Regions from separate parts of the Homo sapiens genome. Here region 2 is linked to region 1. The links are chromatin loops, found by intact Hi-C in ENCODE. Cell type or tissue: dorsolateral prefrontal cortex. All regions are shown on one strand. Each heading gives the region's core, and the rest is flanking DNA. Links, peaks and the distances in the headings are about the cores only.

Evidence for each region. Hi-C counts contacts between places; a loop is a spot of excess contacts. Peaks named below come from ENCODE experiments on the same cell type or tissue, not always from the same donor. Only the 100,000 strongest peaks of a DNase experiment are listed, where the experiment ranks them.
Region 2: it touches region 1 in a loop (2.4-fold over the local background); 3 of 110 quality-filtered maps call a loop at or near these places.

What each region holds. Positions count from the first base shown.
Region 1 is chr1:9,105,943-9,114,266 of GRCh38, reverse strand. It overlaps GPR157 (G protein-coupled receptor 157), which reads left to right. Exons shown (of 4, transcript NM_024980.5): 2 at 2,778-2,991. Among named protein-coding and RNA genes, the nearest start is that of GPR157, 19 kb to the left of the region's middle. RefSeq lists an enhancer at 3,529-3,578. In dorsolateral prefrontal cortex, for the core only: CTCF peaks have their summits at 3,138 and 3,339 (motif pointing left); a DNase peak (open chromatin) is centred at 3,326.
Region 2 is chr1:8,867,333-8,875,656 of GRCh38, reverse strand. ENO1 (enolase 1) reads left to right here. Exons shown (of 12, transcript NM_001428.5): 2 at 740-833; 3 at 3,671-3,766; 4 at 5,147-5,205; 5 at 7,600-7,669. The coding sequence starts at 749. Among named protein-coding and RNA genes, the nearest start is that of MIR6728, 4.9 kb to the right of the region's middle. RefSeq lists enhancers at 1,178-2,377, 1,768-2,557. In dorsolateral prefrontal cortex, for the core only: a CTCF peak has its summit at 3,920 (motif pointing left); a DNase peak (open chromatin) is centred at 1,876; H3K4me3 peaks cover 2,825 bases; H3K27ac peaks cover 5,375 bases.

The DNA.
Region 1 (8,324 bases), core at 315-8,314:
AGCTCCACCTCCTGGATTCAGGGGATTCTCCCGCCTCAGCCTCCCACTAAGATGGGATTACAGGGACGCACTACCACACCTGGCTAATTTTTGTATTTTTGGTAGAGACGGAGTTTCACCATGTTGGCCAGGCTGGTCTCGAACTCCTGACCTCAGGTGGTCCACCTGTCTTGGCCTCCCAAAGTCCCAAAAGTCCTGGGATTCGGGCGTGAGCCACCTCGCCTGGCCTGTCATGAGTTTTAAAACAACCCTTTCTTTTATGGGTGGTGTGTGTGTGTGTGTGTGTGTGTGTGTGTGTGTGTGTGTGTGTTTGGTTTTTTTTTTGAGACAGGGTCTTGCTCTGTCACCCAGGCTGGAGTGCAGTGGCGTGATCTCGGCTCACCGCAACCTCTGCCTCCCAGGTTCAAGCGATTCTCCTGCCTCAGGCTCCCAAGTAGCTGGGATTACAGGCATGCACCACCACGCCCACCAATTTTTGTACTTTTAGTAGAGATGGGGTTTCACTATGTTGGCCAGGCTGGTCTCAAACTCCTGACCCCAAGTGTTCTGCCCACCTTGGCCTCCCAAAGTGTTGGGATTACAGGCATGAGCCACCGCGCCTGGCCTTTTGTGGTCTTTTTGCTCCTGTGTCTTTGTGACTTCCAACAGGACATGCTGCCTCCTGCCACCGAGGCCACTGAGGGTGATGTGACTCTGCCATCAGCCCTCCTGCCCTTCCCTACAGAGGCCAGTGGGGACTGGAGAATGCTGCAGAGGGGATGGTTGGCCAGGGCCCCTCTGTTCTGGAAGCATCCTGCATGAGGCCTTCCCAGTCCCAGGGAACTGACTTTTCCCTTCCATCCTCATCCCTGCCTGGCCTGCTCTGCCAGCCCTGCAGCATTTGGGAGAAACCCTTGAAGCACAGTTCTCCTGGCCTCATTCTGGCCTCAGATTCATGTTGAACTCTGATCTCACAGTTATCATAGTATCATTCCTGTTTACCTAAGGCTTTGCGCTCCAGGCACCTGACCTAGGACAGGGGTACTTGTGTCTTCTTCCCAGGACAGAAACCAGACGGGCCCCACGCAGCACCAGTGTCTGCACCACAGGCCTGAACCCTGGGACAGCAGGACGTGACTCACAACAGTCACGACAGCAGCAAACACTCACACACCTGCCTGGCCCTGTGCTCTGTACACACATGTATTTGTTCTCATAACGACCCGACAATGACACCCTGTAGTCACTGTCGTCATCCACACTTTGCAGAGAACCTGGCATGTTGAGGCTAAATAACTTGCCCAAGCAGGGGCAGAAGTGGGACTTGGATCCAGCCCGCTGCACTAAAATCCAAGCCCACTACACTAAAATCCAAGCTCTTAACTACCCCACTACCTGCCTCTCTCAGGAGCCACTATAGCCTTTGTGTGCTCCATTGCTATGTAAGGAACAGACTGGTTCAAGGACCACAGGGAAGGGGCCTACTCCTGGCTGTGTGGCTGGCTGTGGGAGAGCGCTCTAGAAAACTGAGCCTGGGCTGGACATGGTGGCTCAGGCCTATAATCCCAGCACTTTGGGAGGCTGAGGCAGGTGGATCACCTGAGGTCGGGAGTTCAAGACCAGGCTGGCCAACATGGTGAAACCCTGTCTCTACTAGAAATACAAAAATTAGCCGGGCGTGGTGGTGCACGCCTGTAATCTCAGCTACTTAGGAGGCTGAGGCAGGAGAATCGCTTGAACCCAGGAGGTGGAGGTTGCAATGAGCTGAGATTGTGCCACTGCACTCCAGCCTGGGTGACAGAGCGAGACTCCGTCTCAAAAAAAGAAAACTGAGCCCAACACTGCCCTTAGAGGGGCCCCTACCTGAGCTTTATGTTTTCAAAGGTCCCCGTTGACCCTTGCCAGGTTCTGTTCCCCGCCATTGTGTAAGAAGTCCTCAAGGCCAAAGGGACACACTGCCCAAAGCCCACGTTCCCCCTCCTAGAGCCTGCCGAAGGTAAGCAGAACCCTGGAATTCCCTGCCCAGGCAACCCTAAGCCCCCAGTGTGTGCACTCCTAGACCCAAGGGCTGACCAGGGGGCGCTGATTGTTTGTGGCACATTTGCACGAGCATGGACAGGTGTTCGCACGCTGGTGCCCAAGGCTTCCTGGAACAGAAACCAGACAGGCCTCACGCAGTACCACTGTCTGCACCACAGGCCTGAAACCTGGGACAGCAGGACGTGACTCACAACAGTCACGACAGCAGCAAACACACACCTGCCTGGCCCTGTGCTCTGTACACACATGTATACAAAACTCTTCTTTTTTCTTTTTTTGAGATGGAGTCTCACTCTGTCACCCAGGCGGGAACGCAATGGCACAATCTCAGCTCACTGCAACCTCCACCTCCTGGGTTCAAATGATTCTCCTGCCTCAGCCTCCCAAGTAGCTGAGATTACAGGTGTGCACCACCACGCCCAGCTAATTTTTGTATTTCTGGTAGAGACAGGGTTTCACCATGTTGGCCAGCCTGGTCTCGAACTCTGTACACACATGTATGCAAAAGGAGCTGGGCACACGCTGGGAGCTGGCTGTCCCACGTCACTCCATTCTAATGCCAGTCCCCGAAGAATTCTAAAGTAGAGCCAGGCTCCCAGGGCAACACCTACCCCTTCTTATTTTCCAGGGCCACTGTGCCATCCAGGCTCTGGAGAGCATCCCCTTTCTGAAGGGCGTCCTCCGTCATTTTTGCGAAGGCTGACATTGCCGGGAGCCATGGCCTGACCCCGATGCCTCTTTCTCTCCTCCTTCCTCAGCTGGGGGGTCCCGTTGGTCATCACTGTGGCAGCCGTCGCCCTGAAGAAGATTGGCTATGACGCCTCGGACGTGTCTGTGGGCTGGTGCTGGATCGACCTGGAGGCCAAGGACCATGTCCTGTGGATGCTGCTGACGGGGAAGCTGTGGGAGATGCTGGCATATGTGCTGCTGCCTCTGCTGTACCTCCTGGTCCGGAAGCACATCAACAGAGCGGTAGGCGCTGCCCTTAGAGCTCAGGGCCCTCTGCATGGCCGCTGTGCCCAGGTGCAAGGCCTGGCATTGAGTTTGGCCCCCCGAGGGGACAGGTTGCGTCTCTGGGGACAGAACCAGTGATGGGCCAGAGGGGACCAGGCACTTACTGTGCACCAGACACCATGCAACACGCTGTGTTACACGGATCGTGCATTGGTTCCCACTGCCCCGTTAGGAGCCGGGTCCTGTTACTCCTTTGTAGATAAGGAAACGAGGCTTAGCCGATTAAGGGCCTGTGGGGGCACAGGGCTGCTGCAGACAGGGCTGCTGTGTCCTTGGTCATGGCCCTCTCCTGCCCCCTGGTGGACGGCCTGTGGTGGCTGCTTAAACTTGAGGAATTTAGCTAAAAGGTGAGGACAGACCCAAGGCCGGGCTGCCCCAGGGGAAGGGAAGACTGTGGAATTTCACAATCAGTGACGCAAATAACTCACCTAACTTTTCCTAGTGATTTATTATATCCTAAATGGCAGGGGTTTCCAGAATTCAGAAATGAGTAGGCTGGGCTGGCTGGAGAGCCTACGAAAGAATGGCTTTCCTCTGACACCTTGGCCCAGTTCCTCCTTGTTCCTGCCTCCCAGTCTGCACATGTGGAACTAGGGGCTTCCTCCTGGCCACAAGCAAACGCCTGCAAAAGGCCACAGATTAACCCATTCTTTGATCCACTCGGTCACTCATTCTGTATGTTATTTTAGTTTTATTTATTTATTTATTTTTGAGACAGGGTCTTGCTCTGTCGCCCAGGTTGGAGTGCAGTGGCACAATCTCGGCTCACTGCAACCTCTGCCTCCCAGGTTCAAGTGGTTCTCCTACCTCAGTCTCCCGAGTAGCTGGGATTATAGGCACGTGCCGCCACGCCCAGCTAATTTTTGTTCTTTTAGTAGAGGCAGGGTTTCACCATGTTGGCCAGGCTGGTCTGGAACTCTTGACCTCAAGTGATCCGCCCACCTCGGACTCCCAAAATGCTGGGATTACAGGCGTGAGCCACCGCGCCCGGCCTCATTCAGTATGTTTTTACCGAGCATCTCCTAGCACCAGAGTGCTGTATAGCATGGGAGTTCATCTTGAGGACTCAGACATGGATCCTGCCCTCCTGGAGAGAGGCAGAAGTGCAAGTAACTACAGGCAAAGATTCAATGTGAGGAGTGGCTGGGGCAGTAAGATAGGTCCAGAGGAAATGCTCTGAATTTAGACTTCCGGGCTCATCCTGCAGGCTTGCTGGAGTGAGTCCCTGTGTTTCTATTTGCCCTCTGAGTTTTCAGGGCTGAAATTGTAGGAGGGTGTGTACCCATCTTGTAGGCCATTCTGTCTACCCAGCAGCCATTTCTGAGTCAGGAGGCACCTTGCAGCTGTGGCCATCTGGACACCTAATCCCCACCCTCCACTCCCGTTGTGTCTTCTCGCGTCAAGACCTTTAGTTTTCTCTTTTCTTTTTGCTTGGAAATGTAACCAGTTCTCACCCGCCCTAGACCCCACTTCTGCCTCAGGTGGAGTCCTTGCTGGAGATGGCTGTGGGACTTCCCATTGGTCTGAAATCTTCTTTTTGGACTGGGTGCAGTAGCTCATGCCCATAATCCCAGCAGTTTGGGGGGCCGAGGTGGGTGGATCACTTGAGGTCAGGAGTTCCAGACCAGTGTGGCCAACACAGTGAAACCCTGTCTCTACCAAAAATAACAAAAATTAGCTGGATGTGGTGGCACACACCTGTAGTCCCAGCTACTCGGGAGACTGAAGCAGGAGAATCACTTGAACCCAAGAGATGGAGGTTGCGGTGAGCCAAGATTACGCCACTGCATTCCAGCCTGGGCGACAGAGCAAGACTGCACCTCAAAAAAAATAAATAAAAATTAAAATTAAGGCTGGGCATGGTGACTCATGCCTGTAATCCCAGCACTTTGGGAGGCCGAGGCAGGTAGATCACCTGAGGTCAGGAGTTCAAGACCAGCCTGGCCAACATGGTGAAACCCCGTTTCTAATAAAAATACAAAAATTAGCTGGGCGTGGTGGCAGGTGCCTAGAATCCCAGCTACTGAGGAGGCTGAGGCAGGAGAATCACTTGAACCCAGGAGGCAGAGGTTGCAGTGAGCCGAGATTGCACCATTGTACTCTAGCCTGGGCCACAGAGCAAGACTCCATCTCAAAAAAAAAAAAAAAAAAAAATTAGGGCCGGGTGCGGTGGCTCACGCCTGTAATCCCAGAACTTTGGGAGGCCGAGGTGTGCAGATCACGAGGTCGGGAGATCGAGACCAACACGGTGAAACTCTGTCTCTATGAAAAATACAAAAAATTAGCTGAGCGTGGTGGTGGGCACCTGTAGTCCCAGCTACTCAGGAGGCTGAGGTAGGAGAATGGTGTGAACCCGGGAGGCGGAGCTTGCAGTGAGCTGAGATCGCGCCACTGCACTCCAGCCTGGGTGACAGAGAGACTCCTTCTCAAAAAAAAAATTAGCTGGTGTGCTGGTGCATGTCTATAGTCCCAGCTACTTGAGAGGCTGAGACAGTGAGGCAGGAGGATCACTTGAGCCTGGGAGTTCACTGTATTCCAGCCTGGGTGACAGAGTGAGACCCTGTCTCAAAAAAAAGAAAAAATGAAATGATCTTTTGTCTTCTTCTAGACTTTTATTAGTAGTTGGTCTCCTGCCCAGGTGATGGATGCCCTTCTCACCTCCTCTTCTTTTCCACTGCCCTGGAAAGTTTCCGGGACCCCTGATGAAGTATCCCAGGCACTCCGCCAGGCCCTGCCCAGGACTCTCCTCTACAGATGCCCTTTGTGTGTCTTTCTTTCTGCCTTTCCTTTGGCAGGGCAGGAAGCCTGCGGGGCTGAGGCTGACCCTTACGGGTGACAATGGGTCCTCTTTTCCAAATCAGCAAGTGTTTCAGAAAAACGGGATCGAAGTGGGCAGGGAGCTGAGAATGTGCTAGTTGCCTCTAGCTAGGAATGAGCCAAGAATCGGTGAGCTGGAGGAGGAGGAGGAGGAGGAGGGCGGCTCTGAGCAGGTTAGTTGCAGAAGATTGGGGGCTGAGAGATACCACGATGCAGCAGTGACTCCACAAGACACCAGGTGCTGGCAGAATACCTTGGGCGTCTCCCCTCCCCTGGGCCGTCAGCATCCCAGGCACAGGACTGGCTCAAAAATGCATTTTTTGTTTTAGAGGCAGCGTCTCACTGTGTTGCCCAGGCTGGAGTGCAGTGGCTCAATCTTGGCTCACTGCAACTTCCACCTCTGGCTCACTGCAACTTCCACCTCAGTCTCCTGAGTAGCTGGGACTACAGGTGTGTGCCACCACACCTGGCTAATTTTGTTTTTGTTTTTAAGGCAGAGTCTTGCTCTGTTGCCCAGGTTGGAGTATAATGGCAAATCTGAGCTCACTGTAACCTCTGCCTCCCGGGTTCAAGCAATTCTCATGCCTCAGCCTCCCAAGTAGCTGGAACCACAGGTGTGCGCCACCATGCCTCGATAATTTTTTTGTATTTTTAGTAGAGACAGGTTTCACCATTTTGGCCAGCCTGGTCTTGAACTCCTGGCCTCAAGTGATCCAGACCATCTTAGCCTCTCAAAGTGCTGGGATTACAGGCATGAGCCACTGTGCCCGCGCCTAGCCTAATTTTGTATTTTTAGTAGAGTCGGGGTTTCACCATGTTGGCCAGGCTGGTTTTGAACACCTGGCCTCAAGTAATCTGCCCGCCTCAGCCTCCCAAAGTGCTGGGACTACAGGCATGAGCCACTGCTCCTGGCCAATGCCCAGCTAATTTTTAAATTTTTTGTAGAGACAGTGTCTCACTCTGTTGCCCAGGTTACTCTCAAATTTCTGGGCTCAAGCGATCCTCCTGCCTTGACCTCCCAAAGTGCTGCAATTTCAGGCATGAGCCACCACTCCTGGCCAAAAAAAATCACGTGTTCATCATGAGCAGTTTCATCTATTTTTACAAATTCAGCTTTGATCTGGAAGGAATCTCCTCCTTCCTCTCATGAAAGACATTCCCAGGAGGAAAGCCAAGTCTGGCTCGAGCTCACGTTTTTGTTCTCCTTCTGGAGAGGAGGTGGGTGGGCTGGGGGTACAGCAGGCCCTCCCTGTGCAGGGAGGGGGCTTGCATTCTGGAGGGGAGGACGATGATAAGCAATAAGCCCAAGGAACAAGGGTGAATAACATCGTGGGACTGAGGGTGAGACAAACTGTGGGAAACAGACTAAAATAAAAAGCGGAACGTGAGGATGGGACTGTCTAGGAAGTGCACGTGCAGTTATTTATGTATTTATTTATTTACTTATTTATTTTTGAGCTGGAGTTTTGCTGTTGCCCAGGCTGGAGTGCAGTGGCGCGATCTTGGCTCACTGCAACCTCCATCTCCCAGGTTCAAGCGATTCTCCTGCCTCAGCCTCCCAAGTAGCTGGGATTACAGGCACGTGCCACAACAACCAGCTAATTTTTGTATTTTTAGTACAGATGGGGTTTCACCATGTTGGCCAGTCTGGTCTCGAACTCCTGACTTCAAGCAATCTACCCACCTCGGCCTCCCAAAGTGCTGGGATTCCAGGCATGAGCCTTTGCACCCGGCCTCTGTGCAGTTTAAATAGGGGTGTCGGGCCTTATCCAGAAGGTGCTGCTTGAGCAAAGTCTTGAAGAGGGCCGGGGGGAGCCCTGGGGACAGATGGAGACGGGCATTCCAGAGCAAGGGAGCAGCCAGTGCGGAGCCCTGGGGCGGGGGTGCTGCGTGTCTGCAGCATAACAAGGAGGTCGGTGTGGCTTCAGGGTTGGCCCCACTGTGACCATAAGGGTTGGCCCCGCTGCGACCGTAAGGAGCATGTGGAGTGGGGAGCGCTGAAGAGCTCCGAGTGGAGGACTCACTGGAGCAGACTCGGGTTTTCAAGCAGCCCTGCTGCTTCTGTGTTGAGAATGGACTGTAGGGGGGAGCAGGAGGGGGTGGCAGAGGCGGAGGAGGGAGCCCATCCAGAGACGTGGTGACGTGGCCTGGACACGGGGGCAGTGGCAGAAGGTGGCAGAAGTACCCAGAGTCTGGATCTGTTTTGAAGTTAGAGGTCGGCACGGTGGCAGCTCATGCCTGTAATCCCAGCACTTTGAGAGGCCGAGGCAGGAGGATTGCTTGAGTTCAAGAGTTTGAGATCAGCCTGGGCAACATAGGGAGACCCTGCATCTATTTTAAACAAAAAAAGAGGGCTGCAGGACTTGCTGGGGATCGGATGTGGGCTATGGGACAAAGAAAGGGGTCAAAACAGAGCCCCAAGGCTTTGGCCTGGGCAACGAGAAAGCTGTTGTTTCCATGAGCTGAGACTGGGA
Region 2 (8,324 bases), core at 299-8,298, 240 kb after region 1:
ACTTCCAAACTCAGAATTTCTGATCAAATACCTACTAAGTGAATATTAATCTGAAGAATTATGTCCAAACTTCATTCACTATTTTGTTTTAATTCTGCTACAAGCAAGGTTTTCCCCTGGTCCCGCCACCCTCTTTTTGGCCCTAGGTGGTTTTGCTTGTGACCTTCATGTCTGTTCTTGGTTCCTTTCCATTCCCATGCCAGCCCTCATTGTTCACTCATGACAATAGCCAGTTTCAGACAGCTCCTGGGCCACTCTGCGTCGAGCAACACATTCATCTTTCTATTTGGATTTGATTCTCCCTGGGCACACACGTTTGTGGGCTTTTTCTCTCTCTTTTTTTTTTTTTCTTTTTTCTTACAGAACAAGACCTCAATTGCTAGGGTTTAACCCATTTATGCCAGAGGTTGCAAATCTTTTTTTGTGAAAAATCAGACCTTGGCAATGACTTGAGCAGTCGGATAAAAGTAACTCCCACGCCCTTAGCGTTCCAGTAATGGAATACTAGGCATAAAAAGGTTAAGGCCTTCCGCAGCTAGGCCCTAACTACTTAATTAGGAGAATTCTCACTGCTTTCCAGCAGGCTTTTCCCCCCACCCTAGCCAGCTTTCCTACATCCAGTATTTAGTCCAGTGCTGATTCTCTCTAGTCCACGAACCTCGGAAGTGATTCCTTGAATGAGTGAGGAAATGCAGCATTATGGCTTATGGAAAACATGAACTGTGTGTTTCTTCTACAGAAGTTCACCATGTCTATTCTCAAGATCCATGCCAGGGAGATCTTTGACTCTCGCGGGAATCCCACTGTTGAGGTTGATCTCTTCACCTCAAAAGGTATGTGCCACCTCCTTGGTTTCCATGGTTCCTTCCACCGTGCTTCATTTTAAAAATTTTCTACAAATGCTGGAGCCTTAGGAAAAAAAAAATCTGTTAAAGCTTTTCTTTCTGTCTGCACATGCTAGTAGGTTGTGATTCCTGACTGTGAGGGTTGGGGAATTTTTAGGCATGGAGCCAGTGTCTTGCTGTTTCTCGGCTTATTTTTTTCTTTTTCTTTTTCTTTTTTTTTTTTTTTTTTTTTTTGAGATGGAGTCTTGCTCTGTCACCCAGGCTGGAGTGCAGTGGCATGATTTCAGCTTACTGCAACCTCTGCCTCCCAGGTTCAAGCAATTCTTCTGTCTCAGCCTCCCAAGTAGCTGGGACTACAGGTGTGCACCACCACACCTGGCTAATTTTTGCATTTTTGGGAGAGACGGGGGTTTCACCATATTGGTCAGGCTGGTCTCGAACTCCTGACCTCACTCAGGTGATCTGCCCGCCTCTGCCTCCCAAAGTGCCGGCATTATAGGTGTGAGCCACCCCGCCTGATCCTGCCAGCTCCTTGGCTTAAAACCACATAAGTTGGCTCCTAAGTCAGTGAAGTAAGGAAGTAAGGTGATACCACAAGACCTTGTCCCTAAAGGGGCCCATCACTAGTTGTTGGCTGACAGCTTGCTGTGACCAAATGCAGGATACAGTGTGATAGGATGGTATCTCTTGATAAGGGGAGGGATAGCAGGTGTGAATATAGCACCTTTATCTCTGTGACTAGAAATCAGTCTTCAGCAAGGATCAAGGACAGTTTTTACCTGTAGGCTTTGGAATAGTCTGGAGGCTCTCATTTTTACCTGGCTGTCAATCCCTATAGGAGGAGTTTTCTTATGAAAAATTAGAGAATTGTGAAACTCCTTCCTTTAAGAAGAAAATCCAGTGCCTTTGTAGCTCTGTGTTACCTCCAGCACATGGCGCGATGGACAGAGTGGGTGAGGTTGGCAAAGGAGCTTCAGGCAGAATCACTCAGCGGTGCTAAACTCACAGAGAACTGCCAGTCGGAGCTGAGTCACCATCTGTGAGTCACAGGCCTAGCAGTGGAACCCCAGCCCTTCCCTTCCCCTTGCACCTCCCCTCCCCCTCAGGAAGAAAGGATCCTTGAGGCCTGACTTCGTTGGGCAAAAGAATGCCTGAGTTGGCTGCTTGCTGTGTGGGCTCTCAAGCACTGTGGGGTTTCTCACTGGCTTTATGGGGAACCCTGAGGGTTCTCACAGGATGCCAAGAATTCCCTTCATCCAGTAAGAGTGGTTTGCTTAGTCAATGGGTGGAACTTTCTACTTGGATATTAATGAACTTTAAGCAACAAAAGACCCCAGATGCTAGAAGATTGTTGGGAGTTGGACATTTTGAAATTGAAATGAATGGAACTTTCTCTTGTGTGTCTTAATCCTTTTCAAAAAACATGAAATGATGGACTTGCTCAGAACCTTTCATCTCTCTCTCTCCCTGTCTCATCAACTTTTTTAGAGCAGTTTTAGGTTCACAGCAGAAGCAGGCGGAAGGTGCAGAGGTACATAAACCCATGAGTACCCACTGCCTCTGCACATGCGCAGCCCCCCCATTGTCAGCATCCCCACTAGAGTGGTCAACATGCGTGAACACGTTATCATCACCAAAAGTCTGTAGACTCCAAGCCTCTTGTTTTCATCTTGTCTTTGCCTGATCCAGTGTAGGGTGGATATGTAGGGAGCCAGGGCAGCTTTCAAGAAGGAAGTATGACCTGTTGATAGCGCACACTGCAGTGCAGCAGGGAACACTGCTGGGTCCTTTGCTAGAAATATCTTGTTGGTTTCTCTGCAACATCTTCCTTGACACCATCTGTTCTTTTGCCTCCACCAAAGATTGCCCTTGTTACAGGTATAGGTTTCACCAGATGGCTGGTTTCAGTATCTGCAAGATTACTTGGTTCAGTTCTTACATTTATTAAACTGCGCATTTTATTATCTTTATTCCTTCCCCCCACATCCATCCTGTTTGCCAGTTTCCAGTTGGGCATAGAACCCCTAAAATAGCATTTAGCATTGTCCAAACTGAAACAAATGAGCTAGATACTCCTCCTGAGCCAGTTAAATTACCCTAATTTTATGCTTAACATCAATATAGTACCTGTCTGGGCATGGTGGCTCATGCCTGTAATCCCAGCATTTTGGGAGGCCGAGGTGGGCAGATCACCTGAGATCAGGAGTTCAAGACCAGCCTGGCCAACATGGTGAAACCCCATCTTTACTAAAAATAAAAAAACTAGCCGGGCGTGGTGGCAGGCTGCTGTAGTCCCAGTTGCTGGGGAGCCTGATGCAGGAGAATCGCTTGAACCCAGGAGGTGGAGATTGCAGTGAGCCAAGATCACGCCATACACTCTAGCCTGGGGGATAGAGCGAGATTCTGTCTCAAAAGAAAAAAAAAGTACCAGAACGTCTTCAATGCCCTGTGTGGCTCGCATTGGATTTCTCTTGGGCAGTGCTGCTGGAGTAATCCACAGGGCACCAATGCGAGCTTGTGAGGGATGCATATTTGCCTGGGTCAGAATCTACATTTTAACAAGACCTCCAGGTGGCATGTAGGCTCTGCTGTAGAACACTTTCTTTCTGCTAGAGGAATTAGTCATCTTTGCAGTAAGTTCTGCAGTACAGGATCATAAACATGTGAAAGGCATGAAGAACAGCCCAGAGCGTTTAATTCACACAGCTGGTAGGAGGAAGAAACAGCTCCCTAATGACAAATGCATCTGTGGGCGGGAGGGGACTTGGGATTGTGCTGGAACTGGATTTCTGAATTGCTACTACATCTTTTTTCCTCTCATCCAGGTCTCTTCAGAGCTGCTGTGCCCAGTGGTGCTTCAACTGGTATCTATGAGGCCCTAGAGCTCCGGGACAATGATAAGACTCGCTATATGGGGAAGGGTAAGCCTTAGAACCCACAGCCCATGGCCTCCCTGCTTCCAGCCCCATTCCTGGCCTTGCCCAGTCCTGTCCTCTCTGGGTGGCACTTGCACTTGCAGGTTTATGGCAGGTAAACCTGCTGTGACCCATGATGTTGATGGAAGCAGTGCACCACCTTGTGGACAGGAAAGTTGGTGTGTGGATTCCGGGGTTCCCGAGCCTGCATGCTCTGGGTCGAGAGTTCCAATGCTTGCTTCTATTGCAGTTTGTTCCCAATCTGCGAAATACTCCTTCACGGTTAGGACAGGAACCCAAGCATGAGAACAGGGCCTGTTAACTAAAGAAAAGTTTCCCCATCTCCCAGGAGGGTTCTGTGGGCCCTCCAGAGATCATCAGCCTCTTCACGGGCTAGAAAGGATCCAGGGAAGGTCTAACCAATGACCTGCCCTGAATGGTGAGCTGCAGGTGTGTCATTTAGTGTGATTTTCCTGTTGACTGACTCATAGGAGCCCTGCTCTGTGGCAGAGCTAGCCTCTGGCTGTATTCAAATTGACTTAGTGTGTGTGCAACATTGACCTTTCTAGAGATAGAACATGTGGCCAAATTACAGAAAAGCACATAGGGCTAGATCACGCATTCTCAGTGGGGCACCCGGAAAACTCCAAAAAGGCTGCAGGGAGGGGACAATGATGAAATCAGGTTGTGAAACACTGGGCTGGTGTCGCAGTGGTGGTGCTGGGTGTTCAGTCCCGCTTTAATGCTGTAAGAAGCACTCTACACACACGAACATGTTACCATTTGACCGTTGTTTAATGGCGTACGTGGGGACTTAGCCGGAGCAGGATGATGCTGTGCCTTGATGGTAATGAGTGCTCAGTAAGTAAGCATTTGTGGAAGATTGAACGCATGGCCCCTGAAATGCTCTCCTCTGCTTTCCTGCCCCCTCACTGTCTCTCACTCGCAGTCCTTAATCACCGGTTCTCTTCTGAGTCTCTCTCATTTTTCCTTCTTCATCCTCTGCTGGGCAGGCGTCTCCAGACCCATTAAGTATATTAATGAGTTCCTGGCACCAGCCCTGTGCACTCAGGTAACTGATTGAACAGCCTTTAGTCTGCAGTTGGCGTTTCCAGTGCATGGTCTTGCAAACTAACCTCCAGTCAGATCGTTCTGAGCCAGCTGCTGTTTTGTGTGGCTCTAACCCTCTGGGGTCCTAGGTAGGAGCACTCAGACTGGGCCGGAAAGTCCTCCGATTCTGGGGGGAAAGGGGAGAGGGGGAAGAGGTCCCACAGAAGGTCCCTTGGTGGGCTTCCGCGTCGGCCTCAACAGTGGTTCTCTCTAACAATGCTGCTCAAGCCTGTTTTAAAGTTAATGTCAGTAATTTGATTTGATTGTTCCTTCCAGGTGTCTCAAAGGCTGTTGAGCACATCAATAAAACTATTGCGCCTGCCCTGGTTAGCAAGGTAGGACCTGCCTCCTGATAACTAATGTGTCTAATGCCACCAGAGCGTCTCCCAGGCCCAGGGGCTTTCCTGTTTATGGAAGAGCTTATTCTGAGAGCTGTAGAAGCCTATTGGATTCCCTGTCACGCACGAGAACAATCCATGCATGACATAATTCTAACCTGCCCGCTGCCTCACCCCACTTTTGGGAGCAGATGGAATTGCATCAGAAGAATGAGACACTTCGAGCCCTGAGGTTTCTTCCCCCCTGCAACTCTCTGGACCTTTGAAGAAATTAAGATCCAGATTTTAAGAGTGGCTCTCAGGGGTGTTTGTGGTAGTGTCCATGGTGACTAATTTCTCATGAACTTTGGAATTATTTACTATAATTCTACTGACTTTAACAGTGGAGTTCCTGTTAAGTAAAATCTGGAAATCTCAGTATGTCAAACATAAAAGAGCTGCTGGAGGTGAAGTAGGGCTGGGGACCCAGCAACCCACCCGACTCTGCAGGTTTTATCTCATTTACCCTCCCTTCGGCCCGTCCCTCCGTAATTCCTGTGGCGCTCATCAGATGGGACTGGTTTGAAAACCCCTGTCTAAAAACACTCCGGGCCAGGTGCAGTGGCTCACACCTGTAATCCCAGCACTTTGGGAAGCTGAGGTGTGTGGATCACTTGAGGTCAGGAGTTGGAGACCAGTCTAGCCAACATGGTGAAACCCTATCTCTACTAAAAGTACAAAAATTGGCCGGGCATGGTGGTGCACGCCTGTAGTCCCAGCTACTTGGGAGTCTGAGACATGAGAATCGCTTGAAGCTGGGAGGCAGAGGTTGCAGTGAGCAGAGATTGTGCCACTGCACTCCAGCCTGGGCAACAGAGTGAGACTCTGTCTCAAAAAATAAAAATAACAAAGCTCTCTAGGCCCAGTCCAAGCCCAGCCACAGCCTCCGTCTATTCTTGAATCTAGTCCCTCTCCTCCATGAATTCATTCTGTACACGAGGGAAAAGGAGGAGTTCCTTTGTTGTCTCTGTCCCTGACTCGTTGGTTTAGGCCTGGCTTTTGTGGCACTCTGTAATTACTCCCTGCCCGACCAGCCCCCAGACAAAATGTCTTGTTACCGTTCTGTCTGCACCACCCCCTGCCAGTCTCCCGGACACCTCCACACATACCTTGTTCTCTGTCCCTTCATACCCCTGCATAGTGTGACTCACACGATGAGCAGGATCCCCTGACTTTTTTTTAACCCCCTAGAGAAACATACCAAACTGTTAGTGAGAATTGACCTCTGAAGCTGTGTGCTTGGGTAACTGCCTGCCTGTTGCAGTGATGCCTTGACAAAGCTGTGAAAGACACCAAATTGCTCATACAGCATGATGGGATCAGAGTTGATTTTCTTTGCATATTTTTTTATATCAAGCACATCATAGATAAAAATAATGCCTTGTTATTAATATATTAGTTTAAAATGGAATGCTGATTTTTGGCTGGGTGCAGTGGCTAACGCCTGTAATTCCAACACTTTAGGAGGACTTTAGGAGGCTGAGGTGGGCAGATCCCTTGAGGCCAGGAGTTTGAGACCAGCCTGGGCAACATGGCAAAGCCCATCTCTATAAAAAAAAAATATAAAAATTAGCCAGGCATGATGGTGCATGCCTATAGTCCCAGCTGAGTTTGGAGGATCATTTGAGCCCACGAGGTGGAGGTTGCAGTGAGCTGAGATCGTGACACTGCATTCCTGCCTTGGCAACAGAATGAGACTCTGTCTTAAAAAATAAAAATTAAAAAATTAAAAAGTAATACTGATTTTTATTGGATTACTTTGAGCCAGTTCTCAGTACGTCAGTTTTGTTACTTTATAGTCTCATCAAAAATTCATTTTGATCCATCATTAGACGCTTTGCTAAATGATTTCGGACTACCTGCAGAAATCATGCCTCCCATCAGAGGATGAAGATTTGCCATCTTTGCAGTTAGCCAAGAGTGAGCAGCAGAGCCTGCCTTTCAAGGGCTCAGCCTGCTTGAGTGAACAGTGAGCTTTGCTTATTTATTGCCTATGAAAGCCATGTTCCTGGGTAGCAGTGGTCTACATAGCACATACCTGACAGTTCTCTTGGGTGTAAAGTCACTTTGGGCTCCCTGGGTAGACTATTAACCTTTTGTTACAAAAGCATTGTCTGAGAGTGCCATCTCTGTTGCATTGTTGGGTGAATGCCTGATAACCATCAAAGCAAGCAGAAGGCAGTTTTTTGTCTCCCCACTGATTTTTGTCCTCCACTTTTTTTGCTTATAAAACAAACATCACAGAATTGATTTTGATATTACACAGTTCCAAAGTCAGATTCCATGGTAGGGGAGCAAAGGCTATGCAGATAAGAGTGGCCCCAACCCCTCATTCTCCCCTCTCCCTCGTAGAAACTGAACGTCACAGAACAAGAGAAGATTGACAAACTGATGATCGAGATGGATGGAACAGAAAATAAATGTGAGTGGCCTGAGGTGGCGTCTTTACTGGGGAAGATCATGAAGTCTCCTGAAGATTTTAAAACCTTTCAGGAAGAGGCCCATGATCTTAGTGATGAGCTACATGAGCCTGTGGTCTCTTCCCATTTCTTTGCTTTACTCTTAAGAAATCACACTTTTGGCCAGGTGCGGTGGCTCACGCCTGTAATCCCAACACTTTAGGAGGCTGAGGCAGGTGGATCACGAGGTCAGGAGATCGAGACCATCCTGGCCAACGTGGTGAAACCCCGTCTCCACTAAAAAATACAAAAAATTAGCCAGGCCTGGTGGTGGGCGCCTGTAGTCCCAGCAGGAGAATGGTCCCGGGCGGAGCTTGCAGTAAGCCAAGATCCTGCCGCTGCACTGCAGCCTGGGCAATAGAGTGAGACTCTGTCTCAAAAAAAAAGAAAAAAAAAAATTTTTTTTGAATATCAGGTGCAAAACCAGGTGACAATAGCCTGTCAGTTTGGTTACTCAGAAGAGCTTTGCTCCTTATAATGAATTCAGCAATTCCTACTGTTGGCTGGAGTTGGGCTCTGTCTTAGAGGGGAAAAGCAGTGGTGAGTCCACATAGAATGCTATTTGTATTTCTAGTAACAGTGAAATGGAGGTGTGATGGGGGAGGAGATGGTGCAGAA